3 separate regions of the Mus musculus genome follow, and all the other regions are linked to region 2. A link is a loop called in an ENCODE intact Hi-C map of the cell type or tissue named here. Cell type or tissue: left cerebral cortex. All regions are shown on one strand.

Region 1 (8,000 bases), 65 kb after region 2:
CCAAGAAGCTGGGGGCAGGGGTTGAGAGCTGGGCAGAGCAAAGTCTTGAGTTTGGCATTTAGGGGACACTGAGACGGGTCATCTTTTTGATTAAGAAGTTTATTAAATATTTAACCCCATGGGCAGATATATGGCAGAATTTGAGGGTGGTGCTGGTGGTGGTGGTGTGGTGGCCTCTGAGGAGACGCTGGACTCAAGAGGCAGAGTTCAGGGTATTGCTTCTTACAGATTTCAGAGAAGCCTGGAGAAAAGCTTTTTCTCTGAATCACCAGCAGGCAACAGGGGTGTAGGTGGAAAGGAGCCACCAGTTGCCCCTTTGATGTCTGGGGAGCATAGCGCAGACTTGCAGGCTCTCGGAGGTTTGTGAGTCACTTCGGAAGAGAGGGAAAGGCTGCTGGTGGTGTGATGACTTGGCTAACAGGCAAGTGCTGGTCAAAATGCTAGGTCAGGGTGACAATGGGGCACTGACTGCATACTCTGTAGTATAAGAATACACTCACACAGAAGCGGGAAGGGGAGGGGGAGAGGAAGACAGAGGAGAGCTGAAGTTTACAGTTTGCCTTCCCCGGGGGTGGGGGGTTTCTCTTAATCTCTAATAACATTGTCCATAAGCTTCCATTTGTGTCCATTCTTAGATCCATTTTTCACAGTTGTTAGCATTTCTTCTGGACCCCACCCAACAGTTACCTAGCAACAGCCAGGTAGGAGCCTGGCTTGCTAGAAAAGGTCTATTTGGCCTCCCTCTGCCTTTCTCTGGCCTCTCTCTCTCTCTCTCTCTGTCTGTCTGTCTCTACACCCCACGCCCACCCCCCCCCACCCTGAGTCCTCTTTCCCCCACTTTCTCCACCTGTTCTGGGCTGGCTTCTTCCCTTCTTTCTCTCTCTTTCTGTCCCTCTCTGTCCCCTTTCTTTCCCACATCCCCCTTCTCATGTCCTGCTAAGACACCTCTCCTGTCGCCTCATCACACATTACATTACAAAACTATCAGTAGTGTACTCCCCATTTCGGTCCTGTCGTGGTGGCCCCCAACCTCACCTCACCCCTGTCCTGAAATGTGGTCTGTAGATCAGACCGGCCTTGAACTCACAGATAGGCCTGCCTCTGCCTCTCAAGAACTGGGATTAAAAGTACACACCACTATTGCCCAGCTTCTTAAATTCTTTTATTAATGTGACAAAGAGTCCCATGAAGGATCCCTGGTTTCCTCTCTGTTTGTTTGCTCTGAGTTAACCTTCAATCTAGATGCCACCCAAAGCCTCAGGACCTTGATGTTTGTGACACGCCCCCCTCCCCCCAGGCGAGGATAAGGGGACGAGCTCTAAGTCCACACATCTCAGAGACAAGACTGGCCACTTGACCAGAGGGGCAAGAGGAAACTTTGGAAGAACTGGCTGCCTTTGTTTCCCCTCCCTGTAAAAGCTGCTAGTTAAAGATGGCACGAAAGGCAGATCTTTAAGGCGATAAGCCACTATCTTGTCAGGTGGCTCAGCTCTCTGAATAAAATGCACCTTAGTGATACAGTTTCTGGTTTTGTGTATATACTGGGCTGATTACAAAAAAAAAAAAAAAAAAAAAAAAAAAGGAAAATTCTAGGGAGAGGGAGAAATAAACACAAGCGATCAATTGACTGCTGTTTTTACGATATCACAGAGCTCCTGAGTCAATCCACACTGAGATGACCACATTCTGGCCTTCAGTCAGGTAAGGGGATAAACACCTCTCATTTTAATGACTTTAAATGTATGCATCTAGAATAAGCTGGGGTGTATGTGTTTACATATGCACAGGGGGTCTAGAGACTATCTTTAGGAACTGTCCACCTTGTTTGTTTGTCTGTCTATTTAAAAAACAATATTGACATTTATTAAATGGGGATTTTACACAGATTTAAGCCCAGCAGTAAGTTGAAAGAGGTTCTCAGAGAAAGAGTAAGACACACGGAAGAGCTGAGTATGACTTAAGCCTCGCAGGACTTGGGGTATGAAACCTTTCAATTGTTTCTGTTCTGCCTTTTTCCAGTGTCTGTGAGATCACATCACAGTTCTCAACGTGTGATGGCTTCACAAGTTTAGGTGGCTGGCCAGGTATAGCCTCGCACTTCCTTGGTTTCGGTTTGTTTGCAGTGTTCACAGGCCAGATCACAACAACAAATGGTTTGTTTGCCTGTGTTCCTTAGTAGAATTTAAAAAGCGAATCTGTAAAGGATTTAGCAGAAAGATCTAGCTGGTCCCCAATGAAGCAGCACCTCACCATTAAAAATCAAAGGCCAGGCGCTTGAGTGAGCTGCGAAAGGAGGGCAGGCCAGCGGGAGGTGAGCTTTTCAGGCAGCAGAAGTGTGAAGATAGAAAAACCCAAACCGGTGAGCAGTTCACTGGCCTCATCATCCAGCTAAGGGCACAGGGGATTTCCTTACCGAGCTGACCCAAGTGGACTGGGAATTTTATGGTTTTGGAAATAAACCCTTGTAAAGTTCCGTTAGATGATATGACAGGGGATGCTATGACGGTCTCGTCTGGTCTCCTGGGGCCTGGTGAAGGAAACCAGTAGCCCACTAAAGCCTCTGGTAAAATGAGCTTAATTAGTAGTGGACGCTTTCTCTGACACTAGTGGCGCTATCAGAGAGGTTGAGGCAGGAAGAGAAGGGGGAGGGGGAAACAAACAGGAAGGAGAGGAGGAAGAGGAGGAGGAGGAGGAGGAGGAAAGGGGAAGGCTCTAACTCAGCATACACAAAGCCAGTACCACATAAACTGAGTGTAACAGCACGCCTGAAATTTCATCGCTCAAGAAATGGAGGAACCAGGAGGATTAGAAGTTCAAAAATAACCTCAACTCCATAAAGAGTTTGAGGCCAGCTTACTGAGATGGGGTGTGGGGGGGGGGGAGGGGAATGGACACAGAACGGGGGGGGGGGAAGAGAGAGAGAGAGAGAGAGAGAGAGGAACCCTGTTTTTTTTTTTTTTAATATATAAGTTTTGCACGAGCGCTACCTGGAGGCGTGTAGTGGGACTGCAGAGAGAACCTAGAAATATACAAAAGGACCCCTTGAGGGTTCAGGTGTCCTTAGGTGACTGACGGAGGAGATGCATTCCCAGTACAGTAGTTGCAGATGAGAGGCCTGCATGCTTGTGAGAGAGCAGGGGAGGATTAGGAGGTCCAGGTGGGGATAAAGAAATAGCTGAATGTTCTAACTCTGCAGCTGCAGGCAGCCTGCCAAAGCGTTTCAATTACCGAGCTGACACGATTGCTGCTTCTTCTTGCATCTGGCTAATATAAAAAAGTGACTGGAAGTCTTTCCGACCTAAGATGCCTATGAAGGTCATTAGACACACCTTCTATGGTGCTCAAGGTCACAGGCAAAGATTTAGGTCAAGTTTGCTGGGCATGGTGGTCCACGCTTTTAATCTCAGCACTCGGGAGGCAGAAGCACACAGACCTCTGTGAGTTTGAGGCCAGCCTGCTCTACATAGAGAGTTCCAGAACACAAACTCAAAACCAACCAGACAGAAGATTTGTACCCAAGGGAATGGATGATGGGGGAAATTGATAGATGGATGATGGGGGAAATTGATAGAATGATCACACCCATTTCTTTATTAACTTAAAAAGGTGTGTGTGTGTGTGTGTGTGTGTGTGTGTGTATGTGTGTGTACAGAGGCCAGAAGAGCTGTCAGATCCCATGAAGCGGGAATTACAGGCCACTGTGAACCTCCTAATGTTGGTGCTGGAAACCAAGCCCAGGCCTTCTGCAATGACAGGCTAACAGTGTCAGATATGGGCCCCATCTCATGGAGTGGGCCTTAAATATAGTTTTTAAAAAGTGGTTGGCTACTCCCATAAGCTTTATGTCATGGCTGCACCAGTATGTCTTACAGGCCGGTAACCACTGCAGGATGAAAGGTTTGTAGCTGTGAGGGACTGATGTGAAAGATCTTGGAACACTCAGGCCTAAACGGGATGTCTTCATGAAATCCCTCCTTCAAGGCTCAGGAACCTATTTGGAAGAAGGGGAGGGAAGACTGCAAAAGCCAGAGGTGCTGGATAACTCTAACACAGTGTCTTCCAGACAGAGGGGGAAAAAAACCCTGACACACATAAGGACTTTCAGAGACCTTGACAGCATACATAAGACCTGCTGCACAGGCTCAAGCCAGACAACATCCCAGCACTGAAAGAGGAAAGTGGATGAGAAGTCATGTTTTATCTTTTTTATTTAGTTTCAAGACAGGGTTTCATTATGTAGCCCTGGCTGGCCTGGAGCTTCCTATAGACCAGGCTAGCCTCAGATTCAGAGTCCTACCTACCTCTGCCTCCTGAATCCTAAAATTAAAGGTAACAGCACCCAGCCAGCCACGGATGTTTGACTGTGTTTATAGTACCAGATATGAATTCCCTCCTGTAAGGCAGGCCTCAAGTCCAATCAGAAAGCAATTAGTTACCCAGTGCAGACTTGCCATTGCTACAGCATGTGTCTGGCTGTTTGGTAGTGTTCACACAGGGTCCCCAGCTGAATAATGCTGTTGATGGCAATTCTCCCCCACCATTCTGAAGAGCAAGCACTTTCTGGCAAGATGAGGTCTAACCAGCAGGGAAGAAGCTTCAAGCCCGATCCCACCTTGATTTCTGTCTTGTAAATAAGATGCGTCATACGAGATGGTATCAGTCTCTCTCCCCTCCCCCCACCTCCTTGAGATAGGGACCATGCTGCCCTTTATTTGTCTATGGAACCAAAGACGGCCTTGAAACTTCTGATCCTTTTGCCTTCACCTCCTCAGTGCTGGGATTACAGGAATGCACCACTATATCCAGCGATGCTTGGGACTGGACCATGGGTTTCATGAATGATGTCAGCCCTTAGTATGACATCTTATACATGTATAGTACTGCAGCTTGTTCATGGTCACCCTCTGCCATTGCTCTCTCTCTCTCTTTTTTGTCCTCCCCCTCTTCCTGCTGTTCTCCTTTCTCCTCCCCTCTTTTTAACCACATGTATGTAAATATAGATTCTGCTAATGAGAGAAAGCACACAGTATTTTTCTCTCTGAGTTTGGTTGACCTCCAACTCCATCCATTATTTTCCTGAAAAGGTCACAATTCCATTTTTCTTTATGTCTAAATGCAACTATCTTGTGTATTTATTATATTTTGAGACAGTATTTTGGGGCTGGAGAGATAGTATTTTAAAGAATGTTCTTTATGCATATCTACGTGTGGGTATGTCAGATCCCCACAACCCGAGTACAGGTTCTGGCTTCCTAACTCAGGTCCTCTGGAGAACTAGCAAATGTTCTTAACTGCTAAGCCATCCTCCAGCCCTTTAAAATAGTATTTTAATTAATTCCTTGAAAATTTCACAGAATGTATTTCGATCGTATTTACCACCCACCCTCAACTCCTCCCAGATCCACTGCCTTTCTCTACCTACTCAATTTCAATTTGTCTTTTTCTTATGAAATTCATTGCTGCCTAAATACTCAAATGTAGGACCATCCCACAGATCGTGATCAATCCACCAGGGGCCACACCTTTAAGGAAAACTGACTCTCCTAGAAGCTATCAATAGCTCTCCATCGAGGGTGTGGCACTTTGAGCTTGCACGGGTCTTGTGCATATCGTCAGAACTTCTGTGAGTTCATATATGCAGCTAGCTGCCCTGCTGTGTCCACAAAACTGTCTCATTGTAAGAATTTATCACCTCTGACTCTTCAATCTGTCTACACTGTTTTCTTCTTTGAGACAGTATCTGTCTACACAGGCCCAGTTGTTGGTCCTGGAACTTACTGTGTAAACCACTCTGGCCTTGACTTCATAGGGATCCACCAGCTTCTGCCTCCCAATTACTAGGTTCAAAGGTGTGCACCACTATGCAAGCTCCACCCTGTCTTTCTCTATTAGCTTTGAGGTCTGTGAGGATGGGATGGGATATAGATTGGGTTAAGTACTCCCAAGTCCCTTATTCTCTTCTCCTGTGCATTTGTGTGTTTTCTTTATTCATTCCTTGGTTGATGGGCATCATTGGTTGCAAATCTTGGCTGTTGTGAACAGTATTGCAATAAGCATGTACACTCAAGTGTCTCTGTACTATATTGACTTAGGTTCCTTTTCGTGTATGCCCAGAATACATAGGCCAGCTCTGTTTCTTTTTTATTTTTTTGAGGAACCTCCATCCTGGTTTCCATAGTGGCTGCATCAGCTTACAGTCCTAGCAGCGATGAATAACGGGTCTATTTCAGTTCCTTCTTTCCAGCATTTTGTCTCTGATTTCCTGGATGATAGCCATGTTGAGTGGGGTGAAATGGAATCTCAATGTAGCCTTGATTTGCATTTCCCTGATGACTAAAGATATGGATGGAATGCTTTTTCATATATTTCTTGGCTCTTCGTTCTTTCTTCTTTTGAGAACTGCATGTTCCTTCCTTTGGCCTATTTGCTGACTAGATGATGTATTGTTTGGCATGCCTACATCTTATACAACTTCTGTGCTCACAATAGGGTGACCACCTTATCTCAATGTATGCAATGTATTATGAACAAATTCACTCCCATTAACTTTGTGTGTGTGTGTGTGTGTGTGCGCGCGCGCGCGCGCATGCAGGCAGCCACAACTGCTATGTGTCCTGAGAAATCCTTCCCTACTCTTTTAAGATCACAGATGCCAACATATTGAGAGCCCCTCACCCCCATACAGCATTCTTGTGAAGTCAGGGACAGCTGGCCTCCCCACAAACAGGAACCTCATTGGAGATCTTCTGTTCACAATGAGAAAGGAAATTATCCATCTTCACTCAGCCCAACCTTTTATCCAAAGCTGCAAACAACAGAGTTTTAGTCCCATAATTCTCAGCTTCTTCTCCAGCACGGCCCTCAGGGATGGACCAGACGATAAAACAAAACAGGACAAATTCGTTTTTCTCACAGTCTGCAGGTTGAAAGTTGGGGATCAAATGTCAGTAGTTCTCCAAGGACGTGGGTTTTTTTTTTTTTTCCTTGTTCAAGAACAGTAAAATTACAAAAGCTGCTGTCCTTGGCTGGCAGATGGCAGCCTTCCCACTGAGGCCTCACATATCTTTCTTTCTTCTCTAACATTTTTTTATATGTAAGATAGATCTATTTGTGTGTGTGTGTGTGTGTGTGTGTGCATGTGTGCGCACATGCATGCCTGTTGTGTGCAAGTGTGCGCACATGTTCATGCACACACACACACACACACACACACACTCTCGCACGCGAAGGTGAACTCACCTATGTGCATGTGCAGAGGTCAGAAGAGGGCATAAGGATATCCCTTATCGATTTTGTCCCAGTTCATTTTAACTGTCAACTTGACATAGCCTAGAGCCATCTGAAAAGAATACCTCAATTGAGGGATTGCCTAAATTGCATTGATCCTTGGCGCTTCCACAAGGAACTGCCCTGTAGGATTACCTAGCCCATTGCAGGTGGCACCATCCCTAGAAAAGATGAGCCCATGCTGTATAAGAAAGCTGGCTAAGTAAAAACTAGTCTGCTGTCGAGCTAGCAATAGAAAATTGCCCATGGTTTTTGCTATTCTTTGGCTGTGGAGTGAATTACTTGATTGCATCAAATCAAGCATGCCTGCCATCAGGTTCCTGCCTTGAACTTTTGTCTTGCCTTCCCTCAGTGATGGACTGTGACCCAGAAGTATAAGGAAAGTTGCTTTCAGCAAGCACATTTTATCACAGCAGCAGACAGGGAAGTAGAGGGAGGCTGGTGAGAGCACTCGTTGCTCATAAAGAGGATCCAAGTTCAATTCCCAGTACCCACATGGCAGTTCACAACTGTTTTTTAACTCCTGTTCCAGGGATATGATATCCTCATATAGACATGCATGCAGGCACACCCCAATGACATCCTTTTATATCCCTAGACATCTTCCCTCCAATTCTGTGTCCTCCTCTCACCTGCTAATTCTACATATGAGAGAAAATAGATGAGACTTGGCTGTTAGAGTCTGTTTTATTTCACTTAACATGGTGACCCCC
Region 2 (8,000 bases):
CACAGTCCAGGCACAGGGAGAGACCCTGCCTCGAAGGAACAGACAGAAAGTGATAGATAGCACCAACACCCTTTTTTTGTTGTTCACACCTGCACTGGCATGTGCACGTAGGCGCGCACACACACACACACACACACACACACACACACACACACACACAGTGGGGTTGGAGAAATGGCTCGGGGTTTAAAGTGATTGTTGCTTCTGCATCCAGGTTCAACTCCCAGCCTCCAAACAGTGACTCACAACCATCTGTAACTCAAATCCCAAAGGTCAGACTCCCTCTTCTGACCTCATCCAGCACCAGGCACACATGTGGTGTGCATACATAGATGCAAGCCAAACACTCATGTGTATAAAATAAACTATAGAACCCTAAAACAACAACAACAAAATCCCCACTAGCAGCTCCTTCTCACAAGGAACAGGACTTGGAGTAGAATTGGCAAACTGTTTTTCTTAAAATCCCTCATGTACTATTTAGTTCTTTTTAACTCTAAAAAGTAGTTACTAGCAATGTTGAGTTATTTAGGAAATTGATTTTAATTTAAAATAAAAATAAAGCTGGCATCCCCTACCTCCAGTGGCTATTTTATGTTGCTATTTCTCAACTGTGGCTGATTTTTATCTTGAAAGGGACTCTGGGCAGTGTCTGAAGGAATACTCTGGTTACCAGAACTAGAGAGAGGTTGCCAATTTTAGTGGGTGCCAGCCAGGGTTGCTGCTCAGTCTCCCACAATGTGAAATACATCCCTCAAGAAAGTCACACCTGGTGTGGATGTCAGTCACAGCAAGGCTGGGAAACCCTGGCGTGACTTCACTATGTGATACCCAATGTTGACGTCAGCTGACGTCGATTCCTAGCTATGTGTCATGCTTCTCTTTCTCACCTTCAGTTTTTATGTCTATAAAATGAGAGCTAAACTAGACATGATGATGCATGCCTGAAATCCCAGCACTTGAGAGGCTCAGGAAGGGAAGCTGATAGAAGTTTAAAGCCAATCTAGTCTACATAATAAGACATCCCCCCCCGCCCCCAATAGCTTATTGGATAAAAGGTACTTGCACCAGGCCTGATGTGATGAGTTCCCTTTCTGGGACCTATATTGTGGAGAGAACCAATTCTCACTGACTGTCCTCTGGTATGCACATAAATATCATGGCATGCATACTCCTCCTATTTCCTATAATTGCACAGAAAAAGAAATACAATGAAATGAATTAAGCAACTTAAAGCTAAGTATGGTGCCGGGTGTTGGTGGCGCACACCTTTAATCCCAGCACTCAGGAGGCAGAGGCAGGCGGATTTCTGAGTTCAAGGCCAGCCTAATCTACAGAGTGAGTTCCAGGACAGACAGGGCTACACAGAGAAACCCTGTCTCGAAAACAACAACAACAACAACAACAACAAAACTAAGTATGGTATTGTACACCCATAATCCCAAAGTTCAGGAGATAGAGACAAGAAGATCAGAAGTTCAGGGTCATCTTTGACTGCACAGTGAATTCCTGGCCAGCCTGCGACACAAGAGAACCTGTCTTTAAAATAAAAACAAATAACTAGAAGTTGTACAGGTGGCTCAGCCAGTGAGAGGCTTGCAGCAAAGGCGTGAAGATCTGAGTTTAAATTCCCTGCACCTATGGAAGCATCTGAGTGTGGCAGAGCCCATAATCTCAGGAGAAGGGAAGAGGAACAGAAACAGCCTGAGTTCTGCTGCCTGACCAGTCTAACAGACTCCTCAATCTCAGTGAGAGACCCTGTCCCAAGATATAAGATGGAGAGCATGAAGAAGATAGCGACGCGGACTTCCGTTACACACACACACACGCACGCACGCACACACGCACGCACGCACGCACACACACACACACACGCACGCACGCACGCACACACGCACGCGCACGCACGCACGCACGCACACACACACGCACGCACGCACGCACGCACACACGCACGCACGCACCTGTACACATATGCAAAGATGTGTCCATACATATATACAACAAGCAGAGAAATAAGTCATTAAAATAAAACAGTACAGGGCTAACCTCTGAACTGCTTCTCTCCAAGACAGGATGCTTACAAGGCGCTGAGTCTGTAAAGTAAAAGCTCAGTTTATATCGGTTGTCATGGTGGAGTCTGCTATAGTCCTCTCCCTGGGAAAAGATGATGCGCACACCAGAGCCGACAAGTGGATTCCAGGCCCCCTTCCTTCCCTTAAGAGTTGTTTTTATTTGCTTCTAAGCCAGAGGTGTTAGGATGTTTCTCATAATCCAGCCCCTCAGGGGCATGGTGGGGATGAAATGAACTGAGATAAAGCAGTTCTCATGAAAAAAACCCGTGTCCTGATACAAACCTGTCCAAACTGAGACAGGAAGATTGCCCAGTCTGGGCTATAGAATGAGTCCTGGGTCATCCTGGGCTACAAACTGAGATGCTGACCCAAATAAAATAAAATAAAATAAAATAAAATAAAATAAAAAGAAACAACAAAACAAACAAACAAGGAGGGAAAAAAGAAAGAGACTAGTGCAATTTTTGAGAAACTAGATACAAAGAAATAGAAAATATATCCAGGCAATGATGTAGAGAGGAGCCTAGGTTGTCCTCTGTAACTCCCAGGACAGAGGACTGCCTGGTAAAGGTATGTTTAAATGATTCTCGGAGTCAGCGAGATAGCTTGGCCCATATAAGCGTTTGCCATGCAAGCTTGATGACCTGAGGTTTGTCTGCAGGACCCATATGGCAGAAGGAGAGAACCAACTCTTGCAAGTTATCTTGTGACCTTCAGGGGCTTGCCGTGGCACGAATACTTCCTCAATCTCTCTCTCTCTCTCTCTCTCTCTCTCTCTCTCTCTCTCACACACACACACACACACACACACATTAAAAAAAAGTCTCTGAAACTCACCCATTGCTGGTCTTTCTCCACAAAAAAGCTGCTTCAACTCAGCTCTGCCTCGTATCCCCTGGGTGATCTTGGGTGAATGGCTTCACATCTCAGAGTCTCAGCCTGCCCATTTCACAGATACTTTGTAAGAATTTCCTGAGATAAAGTGGTTTGTGGGCTGTCTAGCCCAAGAGAGACAAACCTTGGCTAGTTCTTAAGATTTTTTTATGGTGTCGTTTTCCCTCCCCCCTCCCCCCATGCCCATGTAGCTCAGGCTGACCTCAAACTCCCTATGTAACCAAGGACAACCTTGAACTCTGATGCTCCTATCTCTACCTCCCTGGGATCAAAAATGTGCACCACTACTCCTGGCTCAATTTACATCGTCCTTTAAAAAAAAAGTGAGGCGACTTTCCAGGCTGTTATCATTTTGTCTCAAGGCAACTCTGGTCCCCAGAATGGCTGAGTTTAGAAGGACAGGAAATGTTTGGTCCAAGGTCACCCAGAAGCCAGGAGACATTCCTGAAACTCAGACCAAGAACAAAGTTAAAATCGTCTGTTTTTTTTTTTTTTTCCCTACCTGAAATTGGCCCATCCCATACTCACTGGTTAGTTTTAGAAGTGACAGCTATGTTCACAACTGTTGCCTAGTTCTCCAGCCCAGTCCTGAATGCGTTTATCTATCCTCTTTGTTCCCCAGCCTGATTCTTGTCTTGATGAGAACCGAACGACATCCTCCTTTTCCGTCAGGGTTAAGCAATGGGGAAGCAGAGGGTACCAAGAAAAAGAAAATTGTTGGTAAAACTCAAAATGCTTGCTGTGCTTGTAAATGAATGATGGTTCATTTGGAAGCAATCTTTGGCCCCGCTACTTGAGAAAAGAGGAGAAAAGACCTGGGAAGCTGAGCTTTTCCTTGATTTTTTTTGGGGGGGGGGGAAGAGGTGGGGAGGGCATTCCTGGGGTCTTTTTAAAAAGGCCCTCCCCTTATTTCCGGCCGCCGCTGCCAACCTTGGCTGGGCGCCTGGATCCTGTTGCTATGACAACAGGAAGAGGCGGTGGCGGCGGCAAGCCATGCTGAAGAAATGGAGGCTAGTGGGGGTGGGGGTGGTGGCTTTGAAATGGGGTTGGGGGTAGGGATCAAGGGGATTGGGGTGCGGGTGAGAGGGAGCAGAGGTGTCCTCTATCTCTGACTTCCTCAGTGCACCTGAAATGGTCCCGTTTCCCACAATCAACCTCTCTCTCTCTCTCTCTCTCTCTCTCTCTCTCTCTCTCTCTCTCTCTCTCTCTCTCTCTCTCTCCCCCCCCCTTGCCCCATCCCCAATTTCTTCATCACCCCTTCCTCTATTTCTTTCCCTCTTCCCATCCTCTCAATCTCTCTCTTCCCATCTGTCTCTCCTCCCTTTTCTCTCCCTTATCTCTTACTCCTGTTCCCTTCCGTTGCCCAGACCCCATCCCTCTTCCTCTCAACCCCCCCCCCACCTTCCCCCAGCTTCCCCCTACCCTTCTATTTCTCCCTCATCTCTTGCTGTTCTCTCTTTGCATCTCTTCCTGCTTTTGTCCCCTTCTCTCTCTGGATATTTCTCTCTGTGTGTGTCTCCTCAACTTCCTTCTGCTACCAGTCACTGTCTCCCCCAAATCCTTCCCTCCCCCACCTCTGTTCTCAGTCTCTGGATCTCTCTGTTTTTCCGATTCTCCTTGTCTCTCTTCATCTCCCTCCCTCTCTGGATCTGTTTCTCTTCTTCCTCAGCTTCCTTCTGCCACTCAGACCCTGCTCCCCGACCACTTCCCTTCCCCCCAATCCCTCTCCTCTCGGAGGCTCCCCCATCCCTCAGCAGCTCCCCTCCCCCTCCCTCCCTCCTCCCTCCTTCTCTCTTCCAGCTCCGCACTTTACCCAGCGACACGAAAACCAAATTGTCTCCTCACCTTTTTTTTTTTTTTTTTTTTTTTTTAAATCCCGACCCTCATATCCTGACCGCCCAAGCTCCGAGCTACCCCCGGCTCCCCTCCCCCTCACTCTACACCCCCATTCTTCATACGCCTCCTCATCTCCATCCCGTCTCAACCAGGTCGGACGCCTGGGTCCCTTGCTGTTGGGGGAGGGGGAAGCAGCAAGAATTGGGAGCCCAGAGGTGTTTTTTGGGGGGGTGCTGGCAACAGGGGCTGGACGTCCCTCCCCAGTGCATCGGAGAGTTGACCTATCGTCAACTGAGGTGAGAGATCTTTTTATTAATCGGAGGTGGGTGGGTGTAGAATTAAGGTTCTGTGGATCCCCCTGATTCTGAGAAAAGCTGGTCTCTCAGATGAAGGACTGTGATCCCTTCTTCTATCCAGAAGCTTTAGAACTGGGGGGGGGTCCCCTATTCCTTTCTCCTTTGCAGATGGACTCAATGAAGAGTCTCCAAAGCAAAACAGATTGCCTCTCAAATTGACAAAAACAAAAAGCTCTTAAAAATCTTTATTGATGAAGAAAGTCCCTCCTGGTCCCTTTTCCTTCAATTCCAGGTTGTAGGGCCCACTAGGCATGGGAAAGAGGTACATCTCAGGACCAGAGCTCACGTCTGTGGAAGAAACAATTTGTTAAGATAGTGGAGGTAGCTGCTGTGGTACTGGTGAGGGGCAAAGGCATGTCCAGAGGCAAGAGAGAAACTCAGTCCGGGTCAGGGGCCAGCCTGGAAAATGGACAGCTGGAATGAGCCCAGAAAGGGGGGGGGGCAGAGAGAGAGAGAGAGAGAGAGAGAATGAGAGAGAGAAAATGAGAGAGAGAGAATGAGAGAGAGAAGGCAGGAGCACACGTGTGGGGCACTAGGCCCCGTTGCCATGGAGACACCCCCCCCATAGACAACCTTTCTCTACATCCCCTCCTGGGAGCAGACCCAGTCCAGGGCCAGCTGGTGGGGGCGGTGGAGCCAGGGAGAGGAAACTGGGAGGCCAAGGTCACCCTGTACCAGGACCCAGGGTTTCTGGTTGCTGCCTCTCATCCTCAGAGCTTCCAGACTTTCCTACAGGGGGATTGGAAAGAAGTCAAGGGAAGAGGTTAGAACAGGTAAAGGAAACAGAGAGGAAGAGGCACTATGGTGGGATTGTATAGAAGACAGAAATGAATGCACAGCAATGAGTTATCCCGAGAGTTGTAGTTTGTAGCTTTCTCCCTTTCTCCCCCCCGCCTTTTTTTTTTTTTTTTTTGAGATGGTGGGGGCTAAGTTTCTGCACAGGTGAAATTGTTATGGGGAAGGGCTGGGGTTGTTCCAGAGAAGTCTATGGGGCCTGCAGAGGGGATTTTCCTACATGAAAGAGGTGCTAGAAGCTGTGGTGGGTGGAAGAAGTGGGCAAAAGGAAGGGGATTTTCTACGATGTTTTTAAAAACAAAAGTTGGGAGGGCAGGTTCTAATATGTTGAAGAGAGTATAGCGGCAGAGTCACCTGAGAGCATCTAGAACTGGGAAATTACTGAAGCTGTGGTGAGGTGTCTCTGTGGAGGGCAAGAGCCAGGGCATGCTGGGCAGAACAGGAGACGGCGATTACATTTTTGGACGGGTTAGATATTAGGACATTTCTGAATGGAAGGAAATTGGGGTCTGGAGGGCGTAATCGCTGTGAGTGGGGAAGCTGTGGTGCTCACAGAGCAAATTTTTCTTAATGGAGAAGAAAGCAGTGGAAAAGATGAGTTTGTGTAAGTTGTAGGGAGAAGGGAGGCCAGGTTCCAAATGCTTCGAAGCAAGACAGAGTACAGAGTTTTCTTTGAGTTGAAACCACAGTCGGCTGCTGGGGTTGGAAGGGAGATGGATGACAGTACAGGAGGGACCGAGAGTCCAAATGGTGCAGGTGGGGGGTATAGTCTCTTAAACTTAGGGGACTTGGAAATAGTCCAGGGTGCTTTCTAAAAACCCTAGGTGCTCTGACTATTTCTCAGATCCATTAAATTGGGATTTCTCAGGTAGGAGTCCAGGCATCAGAATTTTTATTGAATCCTCTGGCACTTCAGAGATGTGTCCGAGGTGCAAGGCTAGTTCCTAAGGCACGGAGGCTACGAGAGGAAGAGAGGCCTATTAGGACAAAACTGTGGAAGTGTTAGGACCAGTGAGCAGACATTGAACTCCTGTGAATAGTGATGGTCACTTGGAAAGGTTTTTTTTTTTTAAGTTAAGGGGACAGTGAGGGATTTATGTTTCCTAAGTAGAGAAAATTATAAGAAGAAATGCAGGTGTCACAGAAACTTTTGGGGAGATTGGCATCCTGCTAAGAAGGAGAAAGAAAAGAAAAGGACTTTGTGAGCATTTTCTTTTTCCTTTACATGGGCTGTCAAGTGGCCCAGACTTGCCTCCAACTTATTATGTAGCCAAGGACGCCCTTGAACTGATCCTTCTGCCTCTACCTACTGAGTGCTGACATTACAGGCATACACCACCATGCCCCATTTATACTGTGGCTGGGATCAAACCCAGGGCTTTGCTAGGCCAACACCTACCAACTACATCCCCTGACTTAGTCTCTGACAGTTGCTGCTCCTAAGTTGGAGAGATACTAGAGAGGCACAGTTGGAGACGTATGAATCGGCTTTTCTTGAGCAGTGAACCTACAAGGTGCAGGAGTATGTGTGTGGAGTACGATATGTGAGAGAGTTGGTAGTGGGGAGCAGGGGGCTCTGAGGAGTGAACAGAGGCAGGGGCATCCTTAGGAGGAGATAGCAGTAGGGTTGGAATTGAGGGCTGGCTTCACAAGAGGACAGAGGTGATCACAGAAGAGGAACTCAGGGGACTGGATTATGACCTCTTAGTATATGGCTAGTGAGGGATAATCTCTCAGTAGAATTTAGCAGGCAAGCAGTTTTGGGTAAAAAAAAAATGCCATCTCAGAGAACTAACTCCCTCTCTCTTTTGCCTCCACCAGCTGGAGACTATGGCTTCACTCTGACCTTCGCCTCTGCAGCCACCTGCTCGCTGCCCCCGGCCCCCTCTGGCCCCTTGAGGCCCCCCAGCTTCTGCCTGTGCTGTGATCCCCCCAGCCGCCGGCACGGCCCCGCCTCCGCTGCCCCGGTGGTGGCCCACGGCCCCCCGGTTGCCAGTGGTGAAACTGGAGTCATTGAAACGCTGGAATGAAGAGAGGGGTTTGT
Region 3 (8,000 bases), 58 kb before region 2:
AGCAGCCTGAACCATATCAAAGGCTACAATAGTGTGAAAGCCGTAGTATGCACATGGAACGTTGTTTTAAAATGAGATAACTGTATGTGGTATCCACCGCCTGTACCTCCAGCACTTCACTTAAGAGGCAGACATAAGAGGATCAGGAGTTCAGGGTCATCTTTGGCAGTCATAGCCTAGGCTACATAAGACCCTGTCTTAAAATAGACAAACAAGCAAACAAACAAAACCTTCACATTGTGTTGCCTTTCCTAATCACAGAAGTCTCAGCCCCTTATTCAGTGAGGATAATCATTTCCAGTCTTTCCTGCACCCCCTCCCCCATTAGATGACATATTGCCAGATTTACATAGCAGAAAAAGAGAGCCAGACAGTAGAGTGATGCACAGAACTAGGGCATGTATGATGAGGAATTAGAGATGAAAATGGAATCGTTGCCGGGCAGTGGTGGCCAACGCCTTTAATCCCAGTACTTGGGAGGCAGAGGCAGGCGGATTTCTGAGTTCAAGGCCAGCCTGGTCTACAGAGTGAGTTCCAGGACAGCCAGGGCTACACAGAGAAATCCTGTCTCGAAAAAACAAAAACAAAACAAAACAAAAATGGAATCGTTTTCTTGCTTTTATCCAAGGCGGTTGGCCATAGGGGAGAGGTGGGGATGCGTTATCAGGATGCTTTTGTGTGAAGTGGATGTTGGTGGATGCACATTTGGGAAAGGCTGCCTCTCAAGCCTCTGACTTAGTTCTGCCTCCTTCTTAAAAGCCACCCTTTGATGGGGAAGATGAGGAAGAGTTGTTTCAAGCCATCATGGAACAAACTGTCACCTATCCCAAGTCACTTTCCCGGGAAGCTGTGGCCATCTGCAAAGGGGTAAGAACTCCAACTCCCAGCTTTTTCAGACCCACCACCCATATACCTCGGTGGCCATCTTTTTCAGAAAAAGGCTCCTGTCACTCAAACCTTCCTACAGCCATCTTCTGTAAAAGTCGTTTTGAACAATATTTTGCTACCTCGCTGTCATCCCAGACCAAGAGCGGCCTCTGCCTCACCCTGACCCACAGCAGGAAATGTTGAAAGGGCAAGGCCTGTCTCTCTAGAGCTGGATGGGTCAGATTACCCCTAATCCCCATGACATATTCTTCATGGGTCTTGCTGAGTCATCCAAACTGTGAGCCTCAGTTTCTTCTCCCTGGTTGATGCAGAAGAAAGTGCATGGCCCATAGGAGATCTTCAGTTCTCCCCATCTCTTCCTCCCCTCTTCCTCCTTTTTTGGATTTTTCCTATGTCTCTATTTCCCCCTCTCTGACTCTTTTACCACCACACTTGATTTTTAAAAGCATTTTAAATTTAATTTTTAGCCTATTGATTTGTGTGTGCGCACACACATATACATCAGAACACAGATGTGGAGTTCAAAGGACAATGTTAAGGAGTAATTTTTCCCCTTCCAACGTGTGGGTCCTAGGGATCGAACTCAGATCATCTATTAGACATGGTGACAAGTGCCTTTACTCGCTGAGCTATCTGACAGGTCCTCTCTGTGTGCTTTCCACAGTTCCTGACCAAGCACCCAGGAAAACGCCTGGGCTCAGGGCCAGATGGGGAACCCACCATCCGGGCTCATGGCTTTTTCCGTTGGATCGATTGGGAGAGGTTGGAGAGACTGGAAATTGCACCTCCTTTCAGACCACGTCCGGTCAGTTGCCCTCCCAAACTCCTGTCCCTGGAAGTTGGGGCTCCCGAGCTTCAAAACTTGTATGTGGAGGTGGGGGGCCCTTCTGCAGAGATGCTCCTAAAGGGACGAACAGAGACCACGGGGATGTGCATAGATTTTGATTATCAGGGCTTAATTTTCCTTTCGTTCGTATCATAGTGTGGCCGCAGTGGCGAAAACTTTGACAAGTTCTTCACGCGGGCAGCGCCAGCACTGACCCCGCCAGACCGCTTGGTTCTAGCCAGCATCGACCAAGCTGATTTCCAGGGCTTTACTTATGTGAACCCGGACTTCGTGCACCCAGATGCCCGCAGCCCCACAAGCCCTGTGCCCGTGCCTGTCATGTAATCTCATCTGCTGCCGCTAGGTGTCCCCAGTGCTCCCTCCGCCAAGCCGGCTGTAACACCCATCTACCCTCTCTAGTCCGAATTCTAGGTCTCTTAACCCACCTAGCCTTCTGGCCTCTTTCACGCACCCCAACGAGTTCTAGACGCTGTTTCCCAGCATTGCTGGCATTTTAAACTCAAAGAGTCTCTAGAGCCTTTCTGTGTTCTAGATTCCGTTGTGCTGAGCCCTGATTTTCCCCACCCCCAACATCTGGATACTGTTCCAACTCTTCCCAGAAACCCCACTTGGTAGTTTATGCCTTCTCTCTCCCTAGACCATTCTGGGGAAAATAGTCTCATGAGATTGCCTGCTCCAGACTAAGACTCCAGATCTGCTCCCCGCATCCTTCAAGGCTCCTCCTACCTCCACTTCAGTTGTAGAGTTAAGTGGGAGTCTGGGCTCAGCGTTCCAGACCACCTCCCTTCCACGCTCTGGGGATTCCTGGCATGCACCAAGAATTCTTTCCCCCTACTTTTCTCAGTCAGCTTTTGTTCTAGACTTGTTCCAGAATCCCTCAATGCTCACCTGCCCCGTGCATGGCTCCAGCCTTGGTCGGAATCACACACACACACACACACACACACACACACACACACACACACACAGCCCTTGTCCTCCGCAGTGCCTGCAACTTTCTGGGACTTTCTCATTCCCCACCCCCTTCCTTTATCCTCTCCCACCCAGACACAGCTGCTGGAGAATAAATTTGGGATGCTGATGCTAAAATGTTTGGATGTTTTCTTGTAAAGCTTAGGGGGCGAAGTGGGTGCGGAGGTGGGCTGGCTGTACATAGAAACAAACATGGGGGGTGGTGGAGAGAAAATGCACAGACCTGTAAAATAAAAAGAGAAGACAACTTTTGCATGAGAGCGCCATGCAAACCGTTTTTTCTGAGAAGACCGATGTGACCACATTGGTAACATACTCAATGAATAACCCTTGACCAGTGTGTCAGCAAGTGATCGACCCTCCACCCAGTTACCACACACTCATATTCACCCAGAGCAAAGTGCAGATACAGACAACATACACCAGAATCTAGAGAAGTCCTGGTAAGAAATATGAAAAGCTAGCCTACTGTGGGGAGACAGACTTGTTCAGAAGGACCCCATGTTACAGAAGGTGAGAGAACCAGAACCTGGAAGCTTGGGAACCAGTTAGCAAGGCAGAAGACAGGCAGAAACGTCCTCCCGGCCTCTTTCTCCCCTGACCCACTTTGCAAGTACGTGTGGAGGAGAGCAGGGAGTGAAGGGGACCAATCAAGATAAGACTACGTTTCCCAGCAGACATCGCAGAAGACCCTGCCCCCCTCCCCAGGTGCTGTCCTCTGGCCGCCAGGGCTGATGGGGAATGTAGTCTCTGGATCGGGCAAGCCAGCAGAATGGTGCCCCTGTCAGTGTGTTTGGAGGGGACAGAACCTCAAAAGCTTAGCAGGTTCCTTTGAAGGCCTGGCATCTCTCCTCCGGATCTTCGAGTCTCACTCCAACTGGAGGCTGAGGTTACCCCTTTCTCTGGTATCACCTCTCCTGTACTCTTATCACGTTCCTGAAAGCCCCAGTCCAAGTTTCGACCCTCGGCGGGCAGCCTGCCCCTTTAAGAGTGGCCCCGCTGACATCACGGCGGGGGGGGGGGGTGCTGGCCCCGCTCCCAGCTCCGCGGCGGCTGCAGGACCCGGCTCTGCTCTGCGCCTGCCCGCCAGCTGCTCTAGGGACCCGGCCCGGGACGCCCCTTCCCGCCTTCTTCAGCTGCCCAGACCCCCAGGCTCCGCCCCTTGCCTGGCTACAGCCCCAGTCCTCGTCAGGGGGATATCCCATCCTGGCTTGCCCCTGCTGTCTCTCCTCAGAAAGTCAGTCTCTCTCTCTCTCTCTCTCTCTCTCTCTCTCTCTCTCTCTCTCTCGTCTATTTCTCTCTATTTTTCTATTTCCCCATCCCATCTCCTACAAGCTTAAGGTCCCTGGATTTCAGTTTCCTTTGGTCCAAGGCCTCTGAGCTCTCCTTGCCTGGATTTTGGGGCTCTCTGACCTCTCTACTCCCAGGGCCTCAAAATCTCTGAGCCGCTGGAGTGGTGGGGGTGGGGACACCTGAAACTACTCCATCTCTGTCTCCTCTTTTCTGTCTGTCTTTTCTAGTCTCAGGACGCGTGAGTTCCAGAAAATATTTCTCTCTCTCTCTCTTCTCTCTTCTCTCTCTCTCTTCTCTCTTCTCTCTTCTCTCTTCTCTCTTCTCTCTTCTCTCTTTTCTCTTCTCTCGCTCTCTCGCTCTCGCTCTCGCTCTTGCTCTCTCTCTCCTTCTTGGGCTCTCTGCCTCTGTTTCTATTCTCTCTCCCTCCCTGCCTGCCTCCCTGCCTTCCCCCCATCCTGAAGGCTCATCTCATTCCCTCGCTGCATCCTTCTCCCTCCCTTCCCGCCCCTCCCCTCCTCCGCATTAGCCAATGAGCGGCCGCTGGTCCCTGCTCCCGGCTGCGTCCGCTGAGTGAGGCCGCGGGCGAGGGGGGTGGGGGGTGGGAGGCCCGGAGGGGGCCGGGACGCCGGGCTCGGGGGCGGGGGCGGGGGGCGCGGGCACCGGAGACCCCGGTGGCGGCAGCGGCGGCCGGGGAAAACCGCGGGGCCGGTCATGCGGCTGCGGGGCCCGCGGCCCGGAGCGTCCGCCCAGCCCTGAGAGAGGTAAGAGCGAGGGGAGGGTCCGGTGAGGCAAGGGGGCTCCGAGCTAGACCACTCTCAGCCGGAATTGGGGCTCGGGGGAGGTTAGAGGGGCTCCAGGTATGGGATCCTGAGGATTTCAATGTTGAATTTGGGAAGGTTTTGGCGGATAGAGGAACATTTGGGCCTGGTGGATCCCGGAGGACCTGGGGTCCGAGGGTCCGAGAGTAAGAAAACAAACTCGGTGTTTGAGAGTTAAGAGACCGTCGCCACTGGGTAGGCTCTAGGCGGGGTCTTTGAGGAAGCGGATCACGACGAAGGAGGAGGGCCCAGGCCGGTAAGAGCAAGCCGTGAGTCTGGGAAAGGGTCCTAAATAAAGCGGAGAGTTACGGACTCCAAGGATATCGAAGGGAGATGGAGTTTGGACTTGGGCTTTGAGGAATGGCACTTGAGCCATTCAGATATCCAGATCGCGGAAACGCTGGCGTAAAGGATCAATCAGAAGGAGATTCCAGGCCTGGTGATGGTGGAGGTGGGGGTGTCCCAGAGGTGGAATGGCAGCAGAATAAAGAGCTGTGTGGGTCAGGTAGAAAGAAGATGAACTGGACGTGAGAAGGAATGGGATTAATGTAAGAAGTGAGGGGAATTGGAAAGGTCCAGCTCCCCAACTGCTAGTCTAGTAGGAGGAGCAGACCCGAAGGCTGAGGTCAGCTCCCCAGACCAAGACAGTCCGGTGATTGGGTAGATAATGCTTGTATGAGCTGAGTACTGAAAGCAGAGCAGGCAGCTGGCGGTCAAGCCCCAGAGCCACTTGAAGGGGGATGGGAAGAAAAGCTAGACAGCTCTGTTAAATCTAGATCTTTGGGTCCTCCACGAGGCTGGGGCTGAAAGTGAGGGGTTCTGGACCTAAGAACCCCAGGATGTAAGTGGTGACTCTGATTCTATGGTCTTTATTGGGATGGAGTAGAATCCAAAAGCTTACAGAATTCTGATGGAGCCAAGTAGAGTCTCATGTCTTAATTGCATATTGGGAAAATGTTTGGGGGAGGTGTCTCAAACTTTGTAATGAAAAAGATGGTGGGTGGGAGCTGGAGAGATAGTTTAGTTAAGAACACTTGCTGCTCTTCCAGAAGACTCGAGTTTGTTTCACAGCACCTGTCAGGTGATTCACAATTGTCTCTCAACACTAGCTCCAGAGGCCCCATCACCTCTGGCTTCTTCCAATGTATCCATCACCTCTAGACTCGGGTACATTCTCTTGAACATACCCCACATGTAGACACACACACCTACCCAGAGTTTGTTTTTTAAGGGGATGGGTATATCTCTGGTCATAGAGGACTCTGGCTGAGAGTAGCTTGGGGATACTCAGGTGAGTCCTGAGTGCACATTATTGCATTTTGTGTCAAGGAGAGATTTCTTGTAGGGGCGTGGTAGTGTAAGAATTATAGATAAAGAATTTGGAGGCTGTTGAGATGGCTTGGTTGGTAAAGGTGGTTGCTTCTGAGCCTGATGGATGACCCCAGATCCCTGGGACCCACATAGTCAGAAGAAAGTACCAACTCTCGAAAGTATCTCCACATGAGTGCCATGGAGACCACACACATGCACACACACATAAACACACAAACATGATAAATGCATGCATACATACAAAAAAAATTGAACCCTTTAGGACCTCCTTGTTAGAACTTTTAAGCTCCTAATTAGAACTTGGGAGGTCTCAGATATAAACCAACTGGGTATTTCTTGACTGGAGAATACAGAAAGGACTTAGATATTACCGACTGAAAAGTTCTACCATGGGATATCAGAGTCCAGAGTCTGGTAGAATTTGGAGGATGGAGATGGGGAATTCTTTTTTTTTTTTTTTTTTCTTTTCTTTTGGTTTTTCAAGACAGGGTTTCTCTGTATAGCCCTGGCTGTCCTGGAACTCACTTTGTAGACCAGGCTGGCCTCAAACTCAGAAATCTGCCTGCCTCTGCCTCCCGAGTGCTGGGATTAAAGGCGTGCACCACCACGCCCGGCTGAGATGGGGAATTTATGATTGGAAAGCCAGTTCAGAGTGCTGTTTTCTTGTTTACTGGGCAAGGGAGATTGGTTTTACTGGAGCTTTCTGATTGTGAATGCTGGGTTTGAGGGGCTCAGCTCAAGCTCTTGAAAGTCTCAAATCCAAATCATAGCTTCAGATCTCTGGGTCTTAATATCTTGGAACAGATTCCAGGACCCCAGGATCACAGACCTGCCTGGATAAGGTAGAGTTAGGTTTGGACCTAAGATTGTACAAGTGATTTGATCCGAAGCTAGGGAGGTGGCTTAGAGTATAAAGCATAAGGCACAGAAGTGTGAGGCTCTGAATTGTGATTCCTCGAACCCATGTAAGGATGATAGATAGCATGGATCTGTAATAGAAGAATTTCTATGGTGAGAGGGAGGTAGAGATAGGAGAATCTCTAGTTCAAGTTTGCATACCAGCTAGCTTAGCATGAGAAGGAGCAAACAAGAGGCCCTATTTCAAGCAAGGTAGAAGGAGACTGACACCTAAGGTTGTCTTCTGACCACCACACATGTGTGCTCATACTCATGTAAACACACCACACACACACACACACACACACACACACACACACACACACACACACGTGATTTTAAAAAATAATCAACTGAGCATTAAGGTTAAGATAAGCATCCAAAAAGTATCAACGATGCTCAAATTCTTAAGTAGGCCTGAAGTCAAGTGTGGGAGTCCAGGTTATGGGGTTAGGGAGCTGTGAGTGGTGACCTACTTTGGAGATTATTGGATGTGATTCAGGTACAGTTCTAAAGAAAACATTTCAATTGACCAGGTCAGAGCATGGAGTTAAAGCTGGGTAGCATGTGATAGAATTTCCAAATAAATCAAGTTGTCCGTCCGTCACTTAGTGTCTAAGCCTAGTACTCTAGTTCTGCTTAAATTGTGGTCACAGGTCCTTGGGGGAGAGGTGTAGTGTTCACAGCTGAGGACTTAAATCAGGGCAGCGTCGGGGTTGCATTATCACATTCAAATGTGAAGCTGCTGATTAAGCTAGTTTCTGAGTTACTGGCTTACTTCAAAGCTTTAGGAATCTCCTAAGGTCTGGCTTCTAGAATTGGGCTTGCACAGCAACATAGGAAGTTGGATCTAGGGGACTTTGTCTTGGGTTGAGAATTTGTAATCTAATCAGAATCCTGATACTCGGGATTTCTGGTCTAAGACGTGGCTTGAGTCAAGAATCATCTCTAGG

The links. A loop is a pair of places that touch in the nucleus more often than their neighbours do. Peaks named below come from ENCODE experiments on the same cell type or tissue, not always from the same donor. Only the 100,000 strongest peaks of a DNase experiment are listed, where the experiment ranks them.
Region 1: it touches region 2 in a loop (2.5-fold over the local background); 6 of 42 quality-filtered maps call a loop at or near these places.
Region 3: a loop joins it to region 2, with 4 times the contacts of the local background. A loop is called at or near these places in 6 of 42 quality-filtered maps.

What each region holds. Positions count from the first base shown.
Region 1 is chr7:3,450,988-3,458,987 of GRCm38, forward strand. Gm35037 (a long non-coding RNA gene) reads left to right here and starts at 1,323. Exons shown (of 4, transcript XR_881797.1): 1 at 1,323-1,480; 2 at 1,651-1,701. In left cerebral cortex, a CTCF peak has its summit at 3,017; DNase peaks (open chromatin) are centred at 261, 5,471 and 6,283; H3K27ac peaks cover 924 bases.
Region 2 is chr7:3,386,265-3,394,264 of GRCm38, forward strand. Cacng8 (calcium channel, voltage-dependent, gamma subunit 8) reads left to right here and starts at 7,778. Exons shown (of 4, transcript NM_133190.3): 1 at 7,778-8,000. The coding sequence starts at 7,961. In left cerebral cortex, no CTCF peak of the experiment used is centred here; DNase peaks (open chromatin) are centred at 846, 3,903, 4,589, 4,951 and 2 more places; H3K4me3 peaks cover 5,049 bases; H3K27ac peaks cover 3,205 bases.
Region 3 is chr7:3,328,276-3,336,275 of GRCm38, forward strand. Prkcg (protein kinase C, gamma) reads left to right here. Exons shown (of 18, transcript NM_011102.4): 16 at 760-867; 17 at 1,553-1,693; 18 at 1,871-2,824. The coding sequence ends at 2,059. It overlaps Cacng7 (calcium channel, voltage-dependent, gamma subunit 7), which reads left to right and starts at 4,550. Exons shown (of 6, transcript NM_133189.5): 1 at 4,550-4,761. In left cerebral cortex, CTCF peaks have their summits at 2,075 and 3,429; DNase peaks (open chromatin) are centred at 1,608, 2,071, 2,549, 2,853 and 6 more places; H3K4me3 peaks cover 2,657 bases; H3K27ac peaks cover 2,193 bases.